Linked DNA regions of Homo sapiens: region 2 is linked to region 1. Evidence: chromatin loops called from intact Hi-C (ENCODE). Cell type or tissue: B cell. All regions are shown on one strand. Region 1 overlaps CHST11 (carbohydrate sulfotransferase 11). Region 2 overlaps CHST11 (carbohydrate sulfotransferase 11).

Evidence for each region. Hi-C counts contacts between places; a loop is a spot of excess contacts. Peaks named below come from ENCODE experiments on the same cell type or tissue, not always from the same donor. Only the 100,000 strongest peaks of a DNase experiment are listed, where the experiment ranks them.
Region 2: a loop joins it to region 1, with 4 times the contacts of the local background. A loop is called at or near these places in 1 of 110 quality-filtered maps.

What each region holds. Positions count from the first base shown.
Region 1 is chr12:104,639,643-104,644,642 of GRCh38, reverse strand. The region is part of intron 2 of CHST11 (carbohydrate sulfotransferase 11); the gene reads right to left. Among named protein-coding and RNA genes, the nearest start is that of MIR3922, 51 kb to the right of the region's middle. RefSeq lists enhancers at 430-479, 1,377-1,426. In B cell, a CTCF peak has its summit at 2,669 (motif pointing right); DNase peaks (open chromatin) are centred at 182, 1,142, 1,998 and 2,592; H3K4me3 peaks cover 1,661 bases; H3K27ac peaks cover 4,380 bases.
Region 2 is chr12:104,516,867-104,521,866 of GRCh38, reverse strand. The region is part of intron 1 of CHST11 (carbohydrate sulfotransferase 11); the gene reads right to left. Among named protein-coding and RNA genes, the nearest start is that of CHST11, 62 kb to the right of the region's middle. RefSeq lists an enhancer at 1,368-1,417. In B cell, no CTCF peak of the experiment used is centred here; DNase peaks (open chromatin) are centred at 1,086 and 2,416; H3K4me3 peaks cover 1,517 bases; H3K27ac peaks cover 2,587 bases.

The DNA.
Region 1 (5,000 bases):
AAACCTGACCCTCTTCATCGCCTCCCCAGTGCTGCTTCAAGGATTTGAAAACCAGAAGCAGGAAAGCTCCCCTAGAAAGAGGGCATGCTGGCTTGGCAGGATGCCCAGGCAGCACCACGCCAGCTGCAGGGAGCCCAGGTGTGTCTTTTTGGCAGATGCAAGCAGGGCCACTCTGCCTTTGAAGAAAGAGGATTGGCCACACGTTAGACACTGAAGGCAGGAAACAGAATCTGGCCTCAGTGAGGGCTGGAACCAAGGAGAAACCACTTACAAGATGGCTGAGGAAAGACATCAGTAGGGAGGCCACCGAGTGGAATCATAAGCGGTGGAGAGTCAAAAGGCAACCTGAGACGAAATGCAGCAAGTGCATGCGGGAGTCCACCCAGATGCAGGGAAGGTAGGGGGTGTCCAGGAGCTTCCATGGACAGATATCCAGGAGGTGCACGCTGGGAGGGTGGCTGCGGCAGAGATTTCCCAGCAGCCTCTGAGCAGCAATAAGCACAGTGAGGAGGAAGCAGAAGTCCCTCTCTTCAGAGGAAGCAGTTCTCCATCCCGTGAGCCAATCCACAACTGGCCGGACAGCTCCTTGCAGAAACCGTCCAAGAAAAGCAGTCTCCACTAGCAGATAGCAAAGGCAGAGAGACCTAAGAGGTTCCTTTGTTTGCTAACTGCACCCCTAAACTCCAGAGGAAATAAGAAAATTCAAATTGCTTCCTCTTGGTACCAGAGGAATCAGGTTTGACAAGTCTCTTTATGAGATGACAGCTGAGAAATGTTCTAGAGAGGTCCCTTCTTACCCTGGGTTAAAACAGTGAAGTCTTGGCTTTCCAGGAGCTGGAAAACACGCTCATGAGACCCAGACCAGATTCTCAGGCACAACTGATGTTTCCATCCCTGATCTAGAATAAGCCATTCCAGGCAAAGGAATTTTCCAGATAGGAAAAACTCCTCAAGTGCAACAACAAAAAAAAGTCATGAGAACTTTGTGTGTGTGTGTGTGTGTGTGAAGAAAAAGTCTCTGAATGTCCTCTTAAGTTCCTCAAATGGAAATCCCCTAAATGTGCTGGAGTTCTTGAAAAGAGCATATTGGAAGAAATCTGTTACTGATAATCCCACACAAACACGCTACCCACTACAGTGGCACACTGCCCCTACCATGGTACAGAGGGAAAGACTTGGACTTTGAAAACACAGGGTAGAACCCCATCTCTGCATCTGACGTATCTAACCCTCCAAACTTCTGCTTCCTCATCTCTAAAATGGGTGGTGAGGAGCAACAACAAGGTTTGCGGTTTTTTGTTTTGCTTTGTTTTAAGAGATAGGGTCTTGTTCTATTGCCTAGGCTGGAACACAGTGGCACAATCATAGCTCACTACAGCCTCAAATTTTTGGGCTCAAGCTATCCTCCCGCCTCAGCCTCCCACAAGTAGCTGGGACTACAGGCATGTGCCGTCATGCCCAGCTAATTTTTTAATTTTTTTGTAGAGACAGGGGTCTCACTATGTTGCCCAGGCTAGTCTTGAACTCCCAGCCTCGAGTGATCCTCCCGCCTCAGCCTCCCAAAGTGCTGGCATTACAGGTGTGCACCACCATGCCCAGCCTACAACACGGCTTTTTGAGAAGTAAATGAAATGTACAAAACCTGCATGTAGTGGGCATCTAATTGGTATGACAATGTGTTCCTTAAAATACTTTTGAAAGTAATTAGTAGTTGAAAATAAACCTTAGTATTTAAGCAACCTCTACTTGACTACATATCTAGTTGCATAATTTCTTAATTTTAAAAAGTATTCTTGTTTTAATTATAAAAGTAATAAATGTTCATTGTAAAAAAAAAAATCTAAATCCCCAAAATAATTTTAAAAGTTAAAAACCACCTATATTCCAACCACCTAGACACAGGCTTGAGATTTTGTTATGTGTCTTCTCAGAGATACATAACAGGCTGGGTGTAGTGGCTCATAGCTGTAATACTAACACTTGTGAACGCTGAGGCAGGAGGATCGCTTGGGCCCAGGAGTTCTAGGCCAGCCTGGGCAACATGGTGAAATCCCATCTCTACAAAAATACAAAAATTAGCCAGGCATGGTGGCACACGCCTGTAGTCCCAGCTACTGAGGAGGCTGAAGTGGGAGGACTGCTTGAGCCTGGGAGGATGAAGCTGCAGTAAGCCACGATTGCGCCACTGCACTCCAGCCTGGGCGACACAGCAAGACCTTGTCTCAAAATTTAAAAAAATCAAATTAATTTGTAAAAAGTAAAAAAAGAAATGCGCATAGGTACTCTGTCTTTACAATGATACAATTCTTCTATGCATGTCGCTTTGTAATTTTTTTCATGTATGTCTCATGAGCATTTTTTTTCATATTAGAGATCATACTCCCATACTGCCATTCTAAAGGCTGCACAGGATCCCATAGTATGGATATACCATCCTTTAATTACTGCCACATGATATTTTGATCATTTCTAATTTCTCACTACTGTGAACAATACTGAGATGAGTACTATGTACCTACCCAGTTCCTCATTTGGGCTTCTCAGAAGTGTCACTAATGACGTACAGGATCAGATGACTCTGTTGTAAGGATTGTCCTGTGCACCATAGGACGTTCAGCAGCATCCCTGGCCTCAACCCACTAGAGGACAGTAGCAGCTCCCCAGCTCTGACAATCAAAACTATCTTCGGATGTTGCCAAATGTCCTCCCTGGGGTGGATGGGGTGCAAAATCCCCCCTGGTTGAGAACCATGGCTTTAGGATAAACTCCTAGAAGTGCCAGATCAAGGTGATTACAGACTTTTTATTTTCTTATCCATTGCTAAATTGCCCCCAGAAGGTTGAGTGCCCCCGTCAGCACTGGGGAACAGCCATCCTCCTTCTCATGTTTGCTGGTAGGAAGGTGGGTAGGGTCCACCCAGTTTTGTTTTTAATTAAATTAATAGATTCTCTTTTTTGAGCAGTTTTAGGTTGACAGAAAAATTGAGTGGAAAGTATATAGAGCTTCCATATACATACACTCATACCTTAACCCCCAGTTTCCCATTATTAATGAAGCAGGATACTTCCCTGACCCCTTTGCAGGCAGGAACTGGAGTACATGGGTGCTGGCAGGGGCAAATTCCACTCACTCACTGTTCCACCCCTCAGAGGAGGGGGAACACAGGTGAATGGGTGCAGGAGGTGGGGGTGAACGCTTTTGGGTGCCAGCAAGAGCGAACTCTGTACTGACCCTGTGGCAGCATCTAGGGGAGGGTGTCCATGACCCCTGAAGCCCCGGAAGAAGTGTTACAGTGCCCTTTTAGCTTTGCCATCCATGGACAGATTAAGTGTTAACAGCTCAGTGGATGGTCCATGTGACAGACACCCTTTTGCATTCACATTTGTGGCACCTGAGTTCTTGTCTGGCATCCAGGAGGAATGAGGTCACACAAATGACTTGAAGATGGCCAATGTGGGGGATTTTATTGCCAGTGAAAGTGGCTTTCAGCAGGAAGGGGAGCTAAAAAGGGGAAGGAGTGGGAAGGTAATTTTCCCCTGGAGTCCAGTGGTCCCCGATTGGACTCATCTCTAAAGCTATGCCATCAAGCTGTCCCTCTGAAGTCAAGCTGCTTCTGACATCCAACTGTAGTCTCCAATGTCCAGCTGCTTCTCCCCTCTCTGTTGGCTGAGCCTGGGGTATTTATGGGCACAGGATGGGGGTCGGGGCAGGCAACATTTGAGCGGGAAAACAGGGATGTAAGGTCTCACTTTGGGCTACAGTATTAGGCTTTTCAGCTTGAGGGTAGGGACCTCGCTGGGGACCAACCCTCTTCTGCCCAGAATTTCCCTGCCTCCTGTCCCTATCATTAATATCTTGCATTGGTGTGGTACATATGTTGTGACTGATGAGCCACTGTCAATGCATTCTTATTAATTGAAGTCCATAGTTTACATTAGACTTCATTCTTTGTGTAATGTCATGTATCCACCATTAAAGCATTGCATAGAGTAGTTTTCTGTCCTAAAAATCCCTTGTGCTCTTCCTGTTCATCCCTCTCCCCACCTCCTGAAACCCTGGCAACCACTGATCTTTTTACTGCCCCCATAGTCATTTACTGCTGTTTACAGACATTTGCCAACTTTTACAGAATGTCATATAGTTGGAATCATACAGAACGTAGCCTTTTCAGATTGACTTCTTTCACTTAGTAATATGCACTTCAGGTTCCTCCATATCTTTTTGTGGCTGGATGGCATATTTCTGATTGCTGAATAATATTCTGTTGTATGGATGCATCATAGTGTGTTTATCCCTTCACCTGTATAAGGGTATCATGGTAGCTTCCAAGTTTTGGCAATTATGAATAAAGCTGCCATAAACATTTGTGTGCAGATTTTTGTGGATACATAAGTTTTTAGCTCATTTGAGTAAATACTAAGGAGTGCAACTGCTGGATCACATGATAAGAGGATGTTTAGTTTCATAAGAAACTGCCAAACTGTCTTCCAAAAGGGCTGTATCATTTTGCATTTCCACCCGCAGTGAATGAGATTTCTGTTACTCCATGTCTTCACCAGCATTTGGTGTTGCTGGTGTTTTGGATTTTAGACATTCTAATAGGTATTAAGTGTTATTTCATTTTTGTTTTAATTTGTAATTCCCTAACGACATATGATGTAGAGCATCCTTTCTTATGCTTACTTGCCATCTGTAGATCTCCTTTGGCGACATCTGTTTGTATCTTTCACCCATTTTTAACTGGGCTGTTTGTTCTCTTATTGTTGAATTTAAGAGTTCTCTGTATATTTGGTATATGAGTCTTTTTTTAGGTATGTGTTTTGCAAACACAAGCTGGTTGAGACCACCGACCTCCAACTGGGCCTGCACAAAGGCATGAGAGGTGACCTTTTGACATCAGAGGGCCAAACACTACTCCCTCAGATCATGTTAATGCCACCATTTTCTGAACTCTTATTCCGTGAAGGGCAATGAAGCTTGACCACGTATGCATGGATTGC
Region 2 (5,000 bases), 120 kb after region 1:
GATAAAGGCAGAAAATGCCCACTGGCAGGGAAACAAGATACGACTCACCAGGCTGGGGACAGAAGAGGCCCATTTCAATCAAACAGTGGAGTAGACTCAAATCAACTTTTCCTCAGTGGGCATAGAATCAAAGAATCACTGTGGGATCCCCAGAGGACAGAGTGAAGTACTTTGACACCGTTACGCAGGACACCTCCATCCAGCCCTCATTCTCTTAGCAGGATACCATTTCTTCCCAGGATGTGTTGGGGCAGAAGCTAGATGCAGTCACCTTCCTGGAATTAGGTCTGAGCTAAGCGTCAGGAGAGCTAGCTCTCTATGACCACCTCACTCACTCAGTGTATTCTTGGGCAAGTCATTTCACTTTGGGCCCGAGTTTATAAAATAAAGACGTAAAACGACATCATCTTTGAATTCCTTGCCATCTCTGACAGTATACGAAACCAAGATCCACAGTCACAACCAGGCTGACCAGACAAAAGTCTGCAGGGGGATTTAATCCCAAAACGCGGACCACAAAGAAGGGAGAAAAACCAACCTGCATGTAATCATATTCACCCAGGCTCACCTGTTGCGGATATGCATTGCAGAAAAGCATGCAGATAAGGAGAAAATAGTTATATGGGAAGGGAAAAGGTGGAGGCCCAGAGAAGAAGAATGTTCACCTTAAAGGTCCCACCAGGGTAGACTCGAATACAATGGCAAATCTCTGAACCTTCCTTTGGATCTCCAAGTCATTCATCTACAAATATGTATTGAGCAACTTCACTGGGAGACAGGATACTGAGATCAACTATTATCCTTATCCTTATTATGATTACTATTTAATTAGGGCAGCTGGGGAAAAAAAGACATGTCTAATTAAGTGCTCAGATTCTCTAAATAGATTTTTTAAATCCACCATTAAGATTCAGAATATGTTCTATTCTTTCCCACCGGACTCACGTATTCCAAAGGAATATCAGACAGTCACCTTTAAAACAAATGGACCACAAGCCTCCAGGGTCAGAGAACAGAAGGGGTGGCTGCACACGCCACTGGCTGCAGACTGTCTGACTTCCTGAGCAGATACAAGCAAAGGCCAAGTGCCCTCAAGGGAATTCAAAAGCCCCTGCCATCCCCGCTCCCATGCTGTGAGCCTGGGACAGATTTAGCCTCCAGCCACAGAACACTTCACTGCACCAGCTTGATGCTCAGGGCTTATCCTGAACATGGCTAGGATCATGCCCCAGGAAGAAGATCCTATGAGTGAACAAAATTACGCCATCCTAAGAATCCCCTTCAAGAAGTGCTTTGCAATTTCAGATGCTGGAACAATCTATCCTATAGCAGACTGAGAGGTTTGTTTTTTTTTGTTTTGTTTTGTTTAAAAAAAAAGGTTACACAAGTGGCTAAGTAGCAGCAGCAGTGGTGCTCCTCCTGACCACCACCCATGTACTAACCCGCCCTTCTTACACTAACAACTGCTGCTCCTACTTAGCAAACTAATCACTAACCATTAGTCCTACTGCCTCTCACTGAATGCACCCATGTCCATTCCTTTAGGCTTATAAAGCATTTACTTCTCCATTAGCTTATGTGGCATGTAAGATCCTGAGAGATGAGCAGAGCAGGTGCCATTGGGCCCATTGGACAGATAAAGAAACTAATGCTCAGTAGTTCAGAGACTGTCCTGAAGCCTCCCCAGCTGATGAGCAGTGAACTGGTTTTGCTGCCTCATCCCTTACTGCCTGTAGCATGGGTGTGCAGAAAGACAACAGACAACTTTGATCAGTTCCGACGCCAGCAACTAGGAATGAAGCTAAGACATAAGGAACATGGAGCTCCTGCACCCCGTTCCCTGATGGAGTCCCAGTCCCTTGCACAGCTGTGCCTCCTAAATTAAACACACGCACTCTCCATAAGTAGTTTCCTAGGAAAACCAGACTACTGTCCTTTAGGAACCAACCCTGCACCTGCAGAAAAGCCTTCAACAAAACCAACTGTGAAGGCTTTGCCGAAACAGTTCTCAGAACAGCTGTCCTGGTCCTGCCACAGCACAGGAAATCATCCCATCTTGGCAAACCCCACTCAACCATGTTTCCATGCTGCAGCCTTAGAGGAATGAAAATATCAATCTGAGCCAAGCAAATCTAACAGGCTATCATGCAAAATGCTGGTGTCAAATCAAGCCTCAACCAGTAATTATCCATCAAGCAGGGCCATAATAACCGGCTCCCTGGGGTCACTTCGCTGGGAGGCAGGGAGGTGGTTACTAAAGAGGGAGTTGGAATTGGACAAGTGACAGCCTTAAGAGAAAGGCGTTCATCTCACTTTTCTAGATTCTTCTACAGGTTAGGGGGTTCTACCCAACCCTCTAACCAAACCTATCCCCACTGAGGTCAAAACCCATCCTGTGGCTGCCTCGAGGCATTTATGATGACGCACTGGGGCAGATCTCCATCTATCATGCTGTGCCCTCCTTTAAGTTTAAAGGAAGTTGGCTTTAGCTAATGGTCTGAAAGGTGCTTCCTTTACCAACTGCTGTCATTAAACTAGCAAACTATTAATTTAAACTCTTATGGTAAGGGGGTTTCCTGGAAATTCCTTAAAGGAAGTCTGTAATTGACAGTGTGGTTAAACATCATACAGACAGCACAAAAATCCTAATCAAATACAATTAGTGCAGGCTCAAGTCCCCTTGTAGACCAATAGCACTTTTGTTCATAAGAAGTACTGTGCCATACCCCTGTTTAGGGTTGGGACTATTATGGAGAAAGAAACACACACACACACACACACACACACACACACACCTCAAGAGTCCAGGCCTAGGCCTCAAAGTTCATCATGACATTTGCTCCAACTCTATAATCCGACTGAAGAGAAGAAAGAGTTAAAAAAAAAAAAAAAGAAAGAAAAAAAGAAAAAGAAAAGATTTTAAGAAAAAAATGGTTTCTATTAAAATGCATAACACCATCTTTCAAAGATGAAAGGACTTAGTAGAAACACCATAAACCTCAGAATTACACAGTAAATTGCTTCTTTTGTTTAAGGCAAATTAATATTGGATCACAGATAAAAAATAAATCCTCCCAACATCCCCAGCTAAAGGATGCTATATTCATTATGCAGCTTGGAAGACTGCATGTTGACTATTTTGTAGAAAATGAATGAAGGGTTGGTTATAATCACCTTCCCACTCAAATCCTGTCTCATTACCTGAAGTGTTTTTCCTGCAAAGTGACACACAAATGATTTTCTAGTCTTCGCTTTCTTCTCATAAGCCACCATATGCAGGGCGAGGGAAAGTCCGGGGTGTATTAACTATGCCAGTGAATCTGCCCGGGGTCCTTCAAAGTGCTTCCCAGAACACGGTGCACAGACATCGTATTTGCCTAGGTCTTTATCAGAGTCCAACTGAATCTGGCACAAAGGCAACTGACAACCTCTGAATATCCCTTACCGAGCCCATATAATTAGTGAAGGAAATACAGCATGATAACATGTGTATCATCCGAATCTTCCCTCCTTCCTACTCACGCGCTCCTGTCATACTTGCTAACTCAAAGGTGGTCTTTATTTTTATGTTTATTTTTTTGAGACAGGGTCTCGCTCTCTCACCCAGGCTGAAGTGCAGTGGCACAATCATGGCTCACTGCAGTCTTGAACTCCTGGGCTCAAGCAATCCTCCCGCCTCAGCCTCCCACGTAGCGGGGACTACAGGCACGTGCCACTGCGCCTGGCTAATTTTTTTATTTTTTTGTCAAGTAAGGGTCTCACTATGTTGCCCAGGCTGGTCTTGAGCTCCTGGGCCAAGCTCCCACCTCAGCTTCCTAAAGTGCTGGGATTACAGGCGTGAGCCACCATTTCTGGACTCAAAGGTGGTCTTGACTCAGAGGCGGGAACTTCTCACTGCCAAAGCGACCTTAGATCCAAAGTTATCCAGTACGATCCTCAGTGGGAAAAGGCACTGACATGCAGTAGGTATTCAAAAAGTGTTAGACACTACACAAAGAAAAGGGACCAATTATAAAATGTCTGGCTTCATTTCGCCAAGCTCATCAGGAGTCAGCTTAAGGAACACCACATCCTTGTCATTCACCTCTATCACTCCGATTCCACATTCCCACAGAGATGAAATTCTTCCTGAGGTCAGGTTCCCAGGTCGCTTTTGAGGCAAAATTTCTCTTCTAAGAATTTGGTACAGCCTCTGAAGTAGGGTGAGGGTGATGGCATCTAGAACTAGGGACTTCAGTGTGGCCAGAGGACACCCACCTCCACATCATCACCCGGGAGCTGGTTACAAATGCAGGATCAGACCCCAGGCCAGGCCTATGGAATCACAACCTGCAACTTAACTCCAACCCCAGGGAATTCCACATGCATCTAAGTGTGAGAAGCTCTGGTGTACAAGTGATGATTGCAAACAGGGGTCTGGAAGCCCCTACACCACCCCCTGGTTCTCCAGACATTAAAATTGACAAGCTTCAGAAGGAAGAGGGCACTGATGACCATAAAATGAGGCTGTCAACAGCTTGCTGCTCCCCTGTGTAGACAGACCAGGATTAAATCGGCTTCAAGACACCCATCCAAGCGCGGGTGCAATAAAAGGCTCTGAGGATGGAGCCCAGGCGCTGAACTTTGGGGTGCAGTTTTAATTTCGCTGGACAATTCTTGGGCTTCTCTTACAGTGCACCCAAGATTTTACAGACAAAAAAGGCTGCAGAGATCAAATTCCAGCTTCCCCCAGTTACTTAACCACTCAGCCTGGGAATGTTACTAAACCTCTCAAGGCTCTTCCTTCATCTTTAAGTGGCAGTAACAGCTATGATGGAGAGGATTTGGAAGGGGGGAAAGAGAATGCATGAAGAGAGCTTAGAGCACATAAGAAGTGCTCAGTAAACATCAGTTATTGCCTTTTTACCATTCGTAACTCTAGAAGGAAGAACAAACAGGAACATTTTGCTCCATGATCAACTTAGGCATAGGATAGAAGGTAGAGTGGAGGAAATCAATCC